Regions from separate parts of the Homo sapiens genome. Here all the other regions are linked to region 1. Evidence: chromatin contacts called from ENCODE Hi-C or POLR2A ChIA-PET data. All regions are on one chromosome and are shown on one strand. Each heading gives the region's core, a stretch centred on a gene start or an enhancer-like site at or near the end of the contact. The rest is flanking DNA. Distances are from core to core; before and after follow the strand shown.

What was found. Hi-C counts contacts between places; a loop is a spot of excess contacts on that map. ChIA-PET counts read pairs that join two places held with the same protein, here RNA polymerase II (POLR2A). Pooled maps may share reads with other maps.
Region 2: a loop to region 1 is called in a map with no recorded cell type, with 14 times the contacts of the local background. The contact joins the enhancer-like site here to the promoter of ZNF736 in region 1. A Hi-C loop is called at or near these places in 2 of 37 single-sample maps with no recorded cell type and 7 of 50 pooled maps. POLR2A ChIA-PET finds 5 or more read pairs at or near these places in 1 of 52 experiments (GM10248).
Region 3: a loop to region 1 is called in a map of CD4-positive, alpha-beta T cell, with 7 times the contacts of the local background. The contact joins the promoter of ERV3-1 here to the promoter of ZNF736 in region 1. A Hi-C loop is called at or near these places in 7 of 168 maps with a recorded cell type or tissue (CD4-positive, alpha-beta T cell, CD4-positive, alpha-beta memory T cell, CD8-positive, alpha-beta T cell and 1 more), 14 of 37 single-sample maps with no recorded cell type and 19 of 50 pooled maps. POLR2A ChIA-PET finds 5 or more read pairs at or near these places in 13 of 52 experiments (CD4-positive, alpha-beta T cell, CD4-positive, alpha-beta memory T cell, CD8-positive, alpha-beta T cell and 9 more).

Annotation. Positions count from the first base shown.
Region 1 is chr7:64,312,195-64,315,734 of GRCh38, forward strand. ZNF736 (zinc finger protein 736) reads left to right here and starts at 1,767. Exons shown (of 4, transcript NM_001170905.3): 1 at 1,767-1,959. The coding sequence starts at 1,957. RefSeq lists an enhancer at 1,820-1,999.
Region 2 is chr7:65,079,590-65,083,129 of GRCh38, forward strand. No RefSeq gene overlaps it. Among named protein-coding and RNA genes, the nearest start is that of SNORA15B-1, 11 kb to the left of the region's middle. RefSeq lists an enhancer at 1,006-1,900. Within about 2 kb of position 2,028, at least 29 of the 41 ENCODE cell types and tissues checked have a DNase peak (open chromatin) inside an H3K27ac peak, as active enhancers do.
Region 3 is chr7:65,004,397-65,007,936 of GRCh38, forward strand. ERV3-1 (endogenous retrovirus group 3 member 1, envelope) reads right to left here and starts at 2,291. Exons shown (of 2, transcript NM_001007253.4): 1 at 2,145-2,291. It overlaps ERV3-1-ZNF117 (ERV3-1-ZNF117 readthrough), which reads right to left and starts at 2,350. Exons shown (of 4, transcript NM_001348050.2): 1 at 2,145-2,350. RefSeq lists an enhancer at 2,222-2,281 and a silencer at 2,382-2,551.

The DNA.
Region 1 (3,540 bases), core at 517-3,016:
GACCATTGGCTGACTTCTAGGGAAATGTAACACCCAGAAAGAAAAGGAAGGTGAGCAGCTGGGGCAACATTGGGAGAGAGTGGGGAGGTGAAAGTCAGCAACACCCTGTGCTATCAGGTGGTGATGGGGATGAGTATCCACTTTTGGGTGTCCATTCAAGGCCTGTCCCTGAAATCTCATAAGCCCCCATCTCCTGGACTCTCCTATCCACATCTTTTACTTGAAAAAGCCAAAGACACGCAGCTGCCTCTCTCCAACTCTCTCCCCTCTTCCTAGCTGGCCTCCAAAAACATGAAGCACTCCCTTATTAACTCTGTGGTGAGATTTTAACAAGTCACAATGTTATGTGGTCCCTAGCTCCACCGTTTCCCAAATCCACTCAGCCCAGCTCTTCCAGGCCTTTACTCTGATTTCTCTTATAGAGGCATTTCAGGGACTGTTGCCACAGGAGGGAAGGGCTGAGGGAGAAAGGCCCCTTGCTCTTTTGATGTGGAGGCCTCCAGCTGGGAGGGAGGAGCTCTTCCCTCTGAATCCCTGGAGCTCTTCCCCATCACAGGTACCTGCCTTTTTGCTGCTTTAGCCTCATCTGGGCTTTCTGTGGTTTCTTCTCTAGGGTGGCCAACTTGGGTGTCTTCCTCTGCCAGGGTCAAGGACAAGGTCAGTGATATTATGCTCCCTTCACCCAGTTATGCCCAGTTACATTGACCTGGTACCCTGGATAACTGGTGTGAGTCAAGCTGGTCCAGTGCTCCTGCCACCTCCAGTAAACTCTGATTCTAGATTCACTCCCTGCTGCAACACTCACTGTGTGTGGAACCTTGGGCATGCAGCCAGGCCTCCCTGAGACTGTTTCTCAACTTGAAAGTGTGATGGGAACCACACCTACCTCACTGGGCCTCGTGAGGACTCAGTTATATGTAGCCGTCACCATTGTTCTCATCATCATCTCTCTCAGGAAGAGCCAGGCACAAGCACTCTCAAATTTTTCTCCTTTGAAGCTCCTCATTACCCTGTGAGGCTCATCATCCCTACATTTTTTAGATAAGAAAACAGAGGCCCAAAGAGGGCAGTGACTTGCCCAGGGCTCTACAGAAGAGGCCGGCTCCTCCCCACACCTGGAGGCCCTGACCTAGCTGACTTTACCCCACAGCCCAGCACTATCCCTGACTAGGGTCCCATCTTGGTTCTCCATGCTTGTTTAGGTCCTCAGGCAGGCTCAGCTTTGGTGGGAAAGAGACAGGGTGTTTTGGGAGGCCTGGGCGAGTGGCACCTCTAACCAATCTGCTAGGCCCTCACCTCTCAGTCTCACTGAGACACTCCATTAATTGGAAGCAGACCCAAAATTGCTTCACAGACTGAAGGTGATAATTGTCTACAGCCAGCTGAAGCAGCTGCATCTCCTGGAGGACTTTGATCTCCTGCAGCTAAAGGGAAAGACAGGATGCTGAGACAGGGCCTGCAGCATACACATAACTATAATTCAGAATGTAATATATACACACACACGAAAATATAATCAGAAAGTGATATAATCTTATATGCAAGGTTAAATACAAATGTCTCTCAGGCAGGGCCAGGCCCCCAGCACAGGGAGGACTCGCCTGAAAACGCTGCAGGCAAAAACCTGTCACCCTTGCCTCATTCAGCCCAGTGTCTGATTACATCTTCTGTCACTTAGGATTGAAACGGGTGGGGCCTGGAGCCCTAGCCAATCAGTGGCGCCAGCGTGAAACTGTCCAATCAAGTGCGCAGCTACAGAGGAAGAGGCGGCCTCTTCAATATGGCGGGGCCTTTGTCTCCTAGCTTCCGGGCTCTGATCCTAGTTCGCGTCTCCACTGTTCCATCTCCTCCGTTCCTGGAGTTCCTCGGTGACTCTACTATAGCTTCTGTTATCCTGTGACCTGCAGGTACTGGGAGATCCATAGGGAGGACGGCGGAACATCTGGAGGCTGGGAAATGGTGAGTGCGTGGAGTGGGTGTCCCGAGAATGGGGAAGAGGCTGTTTGAATCCGGCCGGAACCGGCTGCGGTGGTATCTGGGCCTTCTCGCGGTCTGCTCTGGAGTCTGCATCCCCGAGTCCCCGCGGGCACAGCTCAATCCTCATTTCCCTCCATCGCAGATTAGGGGCTGAGCCAGCAGCCAAAACGCTACGTCTTGTTTTGTCCCTAAACTCGAATTTCTCCCCAGCTCAGATCCCTTCCTGGGCAGCTCTGTGCCGCAACCTCGAGTCTCCCTCCTCCAGATTGTGTGGGGGTGTTGGGAGTGTCATAAGACGGGAATTCTCATTTAGGGTCTGGAGTTCCTCCGTGGAAGAAGCAGTGGGCCGTGGGGTCCCTAGTCCCTCCTTTCTCCTTTTAAAAATAAAATCATGGCCCTTTTTTAAATTTATTTATTTTTGAGACAGTGTCTCACTCTGTTGCCCAGGCTAAAGTGCATTTCGGTTCACTGCAGCCTCCACCTACTGGGCTCAGATGATCCTCTCACCCCAGCCCCCCAAGTAGCTAGGACTAGAGGGGTGCGCCACCACGCCTATTTTGTTTTGTTTGTTTTTGTAGAGACAGGCTTTTGCCATGTTGCTCAGGCTGGTCTCGAACTCCCCGAGCTCAGGTCTCAGGTGATCCGCCCGCCTCGGGCCTCCTAAAGTGCCGGGATTACGTGCATGACCCACCACCCTAGCCTAAATTGAGGCAACTTTAGGATATAATTTGGATGTGTTTTCCAGCCCAAATCTCCTATTTAAATGTAATCCCCCATGTTGGAGGTGGGGCCTGGTGGAAGGATTGTGGGCCCGGATTTCTCACGAATAGTTTAGCACCATTCCTCTTGGTATTGTCCTCTCAATAGTGAGTGAGTTCCCTGAAGTTCATCATTTAGAAGTGTACAGCACCCCACCTTGCCTCTTTTTCAAGCTCTTGCTTCACCTTCATCCATGATTTTAAGCTTTCTGGGTGGGGCCTCCCCAGAAGCAGACGCTGGTGTTATGCTTTCTATGCAGCCTGTGGAACCATGAGCCAATTAATCCTCTTATAAATTACCCAGTCTGAGGTATTTATAGTAATGCCAGAAGCGATTAATACAAATAGTTTACTTGCACAAACAGTAATTTATCAATCAGAGAACACCCAGCTATGATTTGTTGTTTGGGGGCTCAAAGGAGGGTCTTGGAACAAAAGGTTGTTTTTTTTTTTTAAGAGGTATGAGGAAGCAAACCAGATTCAATATTTGATTGGTTACAGTTACGTATTGCATTTGCAGCCCTCCGGTGGAAATGTCCTGGTTATGTAATTAGAGCTTTTTATTGGCAGCTTGTGGTTGGTTAAGCCTAAGTTGTTTTGTTGTTGTTGTTGTTGTTTCTCAAAGTTAATAATTTACCAGAAATTCCTTCGACGTAGTTAGGTTTCCTTAGGCAGAATCCCAGGGCACCATGGCCACTTCAGCCTAATTGCTAGCTATTTAATTATTTTAATGCTCCACAGGGTCGTTGGTTTTCTCTGCATTTTTCAAATGTTTGGCAAGCAGGGTCTCAAATCTAAAACTGTT
Region 2 (3,540 bases), core at 778-3,277, 770 kb after region 1:
ATATAAATATACATATTATATATATAAATGTATATATAACAATCCATCTTACCCTGACAATCTGCCTGCTGAAACTTACTAAACCATACCAAACTATATGAATTTATTTTTATTGTTATTATTTTTTTTTGAGACGGGGTCTGGCTCGTCACCCAGGCTGAAGTTCAGTGGTATGATCTCAGCTCAATACAGCCTCTGCCTCCCGGGCTCAAACCATCCTCCCATCTCAGCCTCCTGAGTAGCTCGGACTACAGGTGTGCACTATAATGCCCAGCTTATTTTGTGCTTTTGATAGAGACAGGGTTTTGCCCTGTTGCCCAGGCTGGTCTCGAACTCCTGGGCTCAAGCAATCCTTCTGCCTTGGCCTCCCAAAGTGCTGGGATTATAGGTGTGACCCACTATGCCTGGCCTTGAAAATCCATTTTATTTTATTTTTTTAATTTATTTATTTTTTTGAGACGGAGTCTCGCTGTCACCCAGGCTGAAGTGCAGTGGCACGGTCTCGGCTCATTGCAAACTATGCCTCCCGGGTTCACGCCATTCTCCTGCCTCAGCCTTCCCAGTAGCTGGGACTACAGGCGCGCGCCATCACGCCTGGGTAATTTTTTTTTGTGTGTATTTTCAGTAGAGACGGGGTTTCACCGTGTTAGCCAGGATGGTCTCGATCTCCTGACCTCATGAACCGCCCGCCTCGGCCTCCCAAAGTGCTGGGATTACAGGCGTGAGCCACCATGCCCAGCCGAAAATCCATTTTATTTATTTATTTACTTATTTAGGTGTGACCCACCATGCCTCGCCTTGAAAATCTTATTTATTTATTTAGAGACGGAGTTTTGCTCTTGTTGCCCAGGCTGGAGTGCAATGGCGCGATCTCGGCTCACTGCAACCTCCACCTCCCGGGTTCAAGCAATTCTCTGCCTCAGCCTCCCGAGTAGCTGGGATTACAGGCGCCCGCCACCACGCCTAGCTAATTTTTGTATTTTTAGTAGAGACGGGGTTTCACCATGCTGGCCAGGCTGGTCTTCAACTCCTGACCTGGTGATCCACCCACTCGGCCTCCTAAAGTGCTGGGATTACAGGTGTGAGCCACCGCACCCGGCCAGTCCCTTATATAAATTTTTAAAAAGATGTTTTCTTCGTTTCCTAGCCCCTTCTACCCACCTACAAAGTTCCAAAGGCTTTAATGCTATTGCAACGGCAGTCAGAGGTCAAGCTGGTGGGGGTGCGGTGCAGCTCCCTAACGCGGGGCAGCCTCAAAGGGGGCCGACCCTGCCCAGCACGAATGGCACCGGGCGGTGGGGGACGCTCCCGAGGTCCCGGGAACATGGCTGGGGGAAGTGTTGGGGGGTGCACATACCCAGGCTCAGCTGAGGCGAGTGCGCGGCCAGGGCTGCAGCTGGCGCTGGCTGGCACTTGCGCCGGCCATTGAGGAGCTTCTGGGCGACCCTGCACTCGTGCCTACCAGGCGCCAGCCGGTAGGTGCGCAGCGCCTGCTCCAGCAGCGTCAGGCCTTTGCTGCGCGGACCCCTCAGGCCGGGAAGTCACGCAGGTGGTAGTAGTCCAGGTGGTCGTAAACTCCTCCTCATAGCTTATGGGTGGTGGCGGCTGGGCTGAAGACGGCGGACAGGACATCCCGCCCGGCCGCCTGTGGTCACCCTCCCGCGCAGGCGCTCTCCTGGAAGACCCAGCACCTGGAGTTCCGATTGGCTCTGCGTGAGGGGCGGGCCTTTGCGACATCTTGGGGGGCGCCTTCGGTGACGTCACAGGGGCGGGCCTTCTGTCACGTCACAAGGGCTGTACAGTGCCTGGAGCTGGGCAGTCTTCTCAGAGTGGAGCCTGGTAACCGCGACCTCCCCGCCAGTTCCTGTGTGTTGCTGGCTGGAAAGGGGTAGTTGACAAACTCCCACCCAGCACAGTATTTATGTCGGTCAAAAATGGAAAACTATGTGTCCGGGCGTGGCCAGGAAGGAGGATCCCTTCAGGCCAAGAGCAGCCTAGCAATATGGCGCAACCCCACCTCTGTAGTCCAACCTCAGCCTCCCAGCTACTTGAACCCCAAGATTCAAGGCTCCAATGATCTGTGATCTCACCACAGCACTCCTGCCTGCGAGACTGAGGTAAACCCTGTATAAAAAAATAAAAAAGAAAACTATGCAAGTGTACAACCGGGAGGGACTGCTTAAAGAACACATGAGGCTGCCTGGGCCGTGCTATCCCGGCACTTTGGGAGGCCGAGGCAGGAGGATGGCTTGTGTTCAGGAGTTCGAGATGCGCCTGGGCAACATGACGCAACCCCGTCTCTACGGAAGATACAAAGATTAGCCAGGCGCGGTGCACGCTTGGCCTAATTTTTGTATCTTTCGTAGAGATGGGGGGGTCTTGCTATGTTGCCCGGGCCGGTCTCGAACTCCTGGGTTCAAGCGATCTTCTCACCTTGGCCTTTAGAGTTGTTGGGATTACAGGCGTGAGCCACCGCACCCTCCTGGGCTAGGCTATTTAATAACATAAGAAAGTGCGGTGGCTCACGCCTGTAATCCCAACACTTTGGGAGGCCGAGGCGGGTGGATCACCTGAGGTCAGGAGTTTGAGACCATCCTTGCCAATATGGTGAAACCCAGTCTCTACAAAAAAATACAAAAATTAGGCCGAGCGCGGTGGCTCACACCTGTAATCTCAGCACTTTGGGAAGCTGAGGCGGGCTGATCACCTGAGGTTGGGAGTTCAAGACCAGCCTGACCAACATGGAGAAATCCCATCTCTACTAAAAATACAAAATTAGCCGGGCATGGTGGTGCATGCCTGTAGTCCCAGCTACTCAGGAGGTTAAGACAGGAGAATCTCTTGAACCCAGGTGGCGGAGGTTGCAGTGAGCCGAGAAGCATCACTGCACCCTAGTCAGGGCGACAGAGCAAGACTCCAGAGCTTGAGACCAGCCTGGGCCATGTAGTGAAACCCTGTTTATACAAAACAAACAAAAAAAGCCAGGTGTACCTGTGTCCACCTGTGGCCCTGCTACTTAAGAGGCTGAGGCAGGAGGATAAGTTGAGGCCAGGAGCTGAAGGCTGCAGTGAGCTATGGTCATCCCACTGCTCTCCATCCTGAGCAATAGAATGAAACCTTGTCTCTAGATAGCTAGCTAGCTAGGTAATTGATACGTAGTTTTCTATCGGAAATCTTTTTCCTAGACTTGAACATGTTTTTCTAAAGTAGCATTCAACACATCAGCATTTTACAGTGTTATTAGTTGTTAATATGATTATGTTTTTCTGAAATACAGTATTCTTTACCAAAGCAGTGTTGTCTTTCAAAGCACATACATAGGTCCTCCAGTGAATTTGTCTGATGTTGGCGACCTTCACTTTCTGGTGACTGAGTCAACAGTATCTGTTTCATAAATAATGTAGCCCTATTTTTTTTGAGACAGGGTCTTGTTCTGTTACCTGGGCTGGAGTGCAGTGGCATGATCTCTGCTCACCATAACTACCGCCTCCTGGGTTCAAGCGATTCTCCTGCCTCAGCTTCCTGAATAACTGGGATTAC
Region 3 (3,540 bases), core at 1,041-3,540, 690 kb after region 1:
TGAGAAAATTTCTAAACTCGGTCTGGGAAAGAAAAAGGTAAATGAGTTTTGTTTTTGTTTTTGAGACAGAGTCTTCCTTAAATGAGTATTCTTAAGAATGGAATATAGGATTAGATATTTATTTTCTTCTGAGCCCCACCTCTTTTATGCCCTTTGTAAATATTTTCTTACCTTTTAAGCCCTACTAATAAAATGCAAGTTACAGTTAAAAAACTGTAGTCAAAATAAGTGAACAAACCTTTTCAAGGTGACAAACCCAGGGAGCTACGGTGCTCATTAAAAAACAGATGTGTTTGACTCATATGTCAAGTCAGGCCACCCAATCCCTTGAGAGATTCTCCCACCCCCATCCTGCTCACTTAAGTGCTCAGTGACCACCCTCTCCAGAGACACTGTACTAGGCCCCATTGAGTGCCCCAAGGTGCATTTCACTTTGCAAGTTGCTGCACCATCTCACTGGGGCCAGGTTTGATTTTTTTTTTTTTTTTTTTTTTGTCTTTTGGGATACTATTTTCTCTTTCATAATTCTTGGAGAATCCAGGTGGCAGTAATTATTTGTTTTTCCCTCATTACCACCATCTGATTGGCTGACCAGCAATGTGTCTTCGAGAAATGGAACCCGGGTTGCTTGAAGACAATCTTAACTTCTCTAAGGGTTTGCTTTTCAAAGGAAGAGTACCCCAGGAGACTCCTCTCAGCCTCAGGGCATCCACCTGCTCCCTTGAGAGGCTACACTCCAACTTCAGGCTGTCCTGTCTCCCATTCCCAGATATGCGAAGTTTCATTCCAGGCCAGGAGCTGAAATTTACTAGACATTGTAGCATACACAGCCACAGTGGATATCTTGATTTATCCCCAGACAGTACTGAAACCCAGAACCAGGGAAAAAACTGAAGGGTGGCTGAGGACACATTACCTTATAAAGTTTCCAAAGGGAAACCCTGACCCAAAAATATTCTGATAAGGTTTCTGTGGCTAGAGGCAATAAAAGGAAAGGAGGCACAGAACATTTTTTACAATACAGTGTCAGGGGATTATTCTTTGCTTTCTTCTCTTGGGAAATCTTTACAAACAGAAAACAAATCTTTTTTAAAATGCCAGCCAATGCTTTGTCAAAAAATGATTAATTAAAATATGGTACCTAAAATGTACACTAAAGTGTACATTAAAGGACAAATAGTTGATAATGTGAATTAGGGAGGGGAAATTGGCATTTGGGAATGTCAGAAGGAACTGGAAATTTAGTATTTTACTGCAAGCCAGAGTTAGGCTGGAGGAATGGGAAATGGGGAGAAGTCTTGAGACCCTGCTTGAGACAGAAGTGAAAAATGCAGAGGAAAATCAGTGCCCTGTGGAGTGTGAAAATAATTAAGTGGCAGGCAATTAGACTGAGGTGGCTCCAGTCCTAGGGTTGCTACTTGCAAAAAAATCTAACTCGAATGATTTTTTTCTAAAGTATTACATTGGGGGAAAATAAAATTCAGGCTTAACCAACTATAAACTGCCAATTAACCTCTCATTACATGACCAGGGAATTTCCACCTTGATCGTACAAATTAAGAAACTACATAACTTTACCTAACCAATTATTGAATTTGCTTTCCTTTATCATGCACTTTATAAAAGTGTTTTCTTCAAGCCCCTTCCATAAACCACAAACTACAAAACATAGCTTGGTGCTCTACAATTCTTGAATTACTCTTTAATTAAATTCTTTAATATTTCTGCGGAGACTTCCACAAATTTTTAATAGAAAAAAAGGGGGACTGGGAACCCCGCAGACCAAAGCTCTTCCCATTCATGAACTCTGCATCCTGAGTCAGTATTCTCCCCTGACGACCGTCCAGTGGTCCCTGCACAATCGGGGAGAGCTGCGGCAGTGGGGGCAGAGCTGCCCACAGAGGACTCCAGAACAAGGCACAGTCACTGCGCAGGGAGGAGACAGGATGCCCGGGGTCCGAGCTGTCAGCCCGGCCGCCATCCTATGGCTGAAGGGGACTGAGGGCCGAGCTGCGCCAAGGAGAACTCGGGGCCGCGGATTTTGGAGCCAGCTGCGGGGAGGCCAGAGTCCCGCCACAGCCACTTCCCACCAGTTCCAACCAGCCCCGCCCCCTCTCTCGGGATGTCGGACCCGGCACTCTCACCATTTCTAGGCTTCCAGTGGGTCCTGGCGTCTTAGCTGTGGATCTCCCAATACCTGCAGGTAACGAGGCCACAGAAGCTGGGCCTCTAGGAGCAGAAGACACAGAGCAGTGAAGACTACACCAGAAGCTCCGGCTGCCGCCAGAGACAAAGGCCCCACCAAACCCGGAAGCCGTCCTGTCTGCTCCAGCTGAGTGCCTGATTGGACGGGTCCCAGCCCAGCGTCCCTGATTGGATAATGTTTAGGGCCCCACCCTCTCAGGCCTTGATTGACAGAAGACGTGCTCAGATGCTGGGCTGAATGTAGAGTGAACCCTAAGCCTTTTCAGGCAGAGCTTCCTCCCTGAGCTGACCCAGGCCCTCCCCAGACGGCATTTGCCTTGTAAGGCAACCGTCTGAAATAAAATGTGAGCCATGTGTGAATTCTAAATTTTCTAGTAGTTAAGAAGAAAGAAGAAACAGGTGAAATTCATTCTAACCATTTAATAACCCAATATATCCAAAATATTATTTTAGTATAGGAGCAATATGTAATTATTAATGTAGTGTATATATTCTTGGAACTAAATCTTTAAATCTAACCCTGTATTTTACCTTTCTAGCACATCGCAGTTCAGACCAGCCATATTCCAGCTATCCTGTAGCCACACATGGCCAATAGCCACCACATTGAAGTGCAGCTCTGATTTCATACTTCCTCTCTCTCTCTCCTCAAACCTCCTGTGCTTCCTTCCCTCCCTCCCTTCTGCTAAGCTGATGCTCACTTCTCCAACGTTACTAGAAGCCCTCAGAGTGAATGTTCTTATCTTCCCACCATCCACCGACTGTGTCTCTGTTCCTTCCACTGTCACTGTGTAATAATTGCCCTTCTGCGGCTGGGCATGGTGGCTCATGCCTGTAATCCCAGCACTTTGGGAGGCTGAGGTGGGAGGACTGCTTGAAGCCAGGAGCTTGAGACCAGCCTGGGCAACATAGTGAGACTCCATCTCTACAAAAAAGTTTAAAAATTAGCCATGGGCTGGGTACGGTGGCTCACGCCTGTAATCTCAGCACTTTGGGAGGCTGAGGTGGGCGGATCACCTGAGGTCAGGAGTTCAAGACCAGCCTGGCCAACATGGTGAAACCCTGTCTCTATAAAAATACAAAAATTAGCTGGGCCTGGTGGCGTGCACCTGTAATTCCAGCTACTTGGGAGGCTGAGGCAGGAGGGTCACTTGAACCCAGGAGGTGGAGGTTGCAGTGAGCCAAGAACGCACCATTGCACTCCAGCCTGGGTGACAGAGCGAGACTGTGTCTCAAAAATAAAAATAAAAGTTAGCAAGGCGTGTTGGTGTGCACCTGTGGTCCCAGCTACTCAGGAGGCTGAGCTGGGAGGATAACTTGAGCTCACGAGTTCAA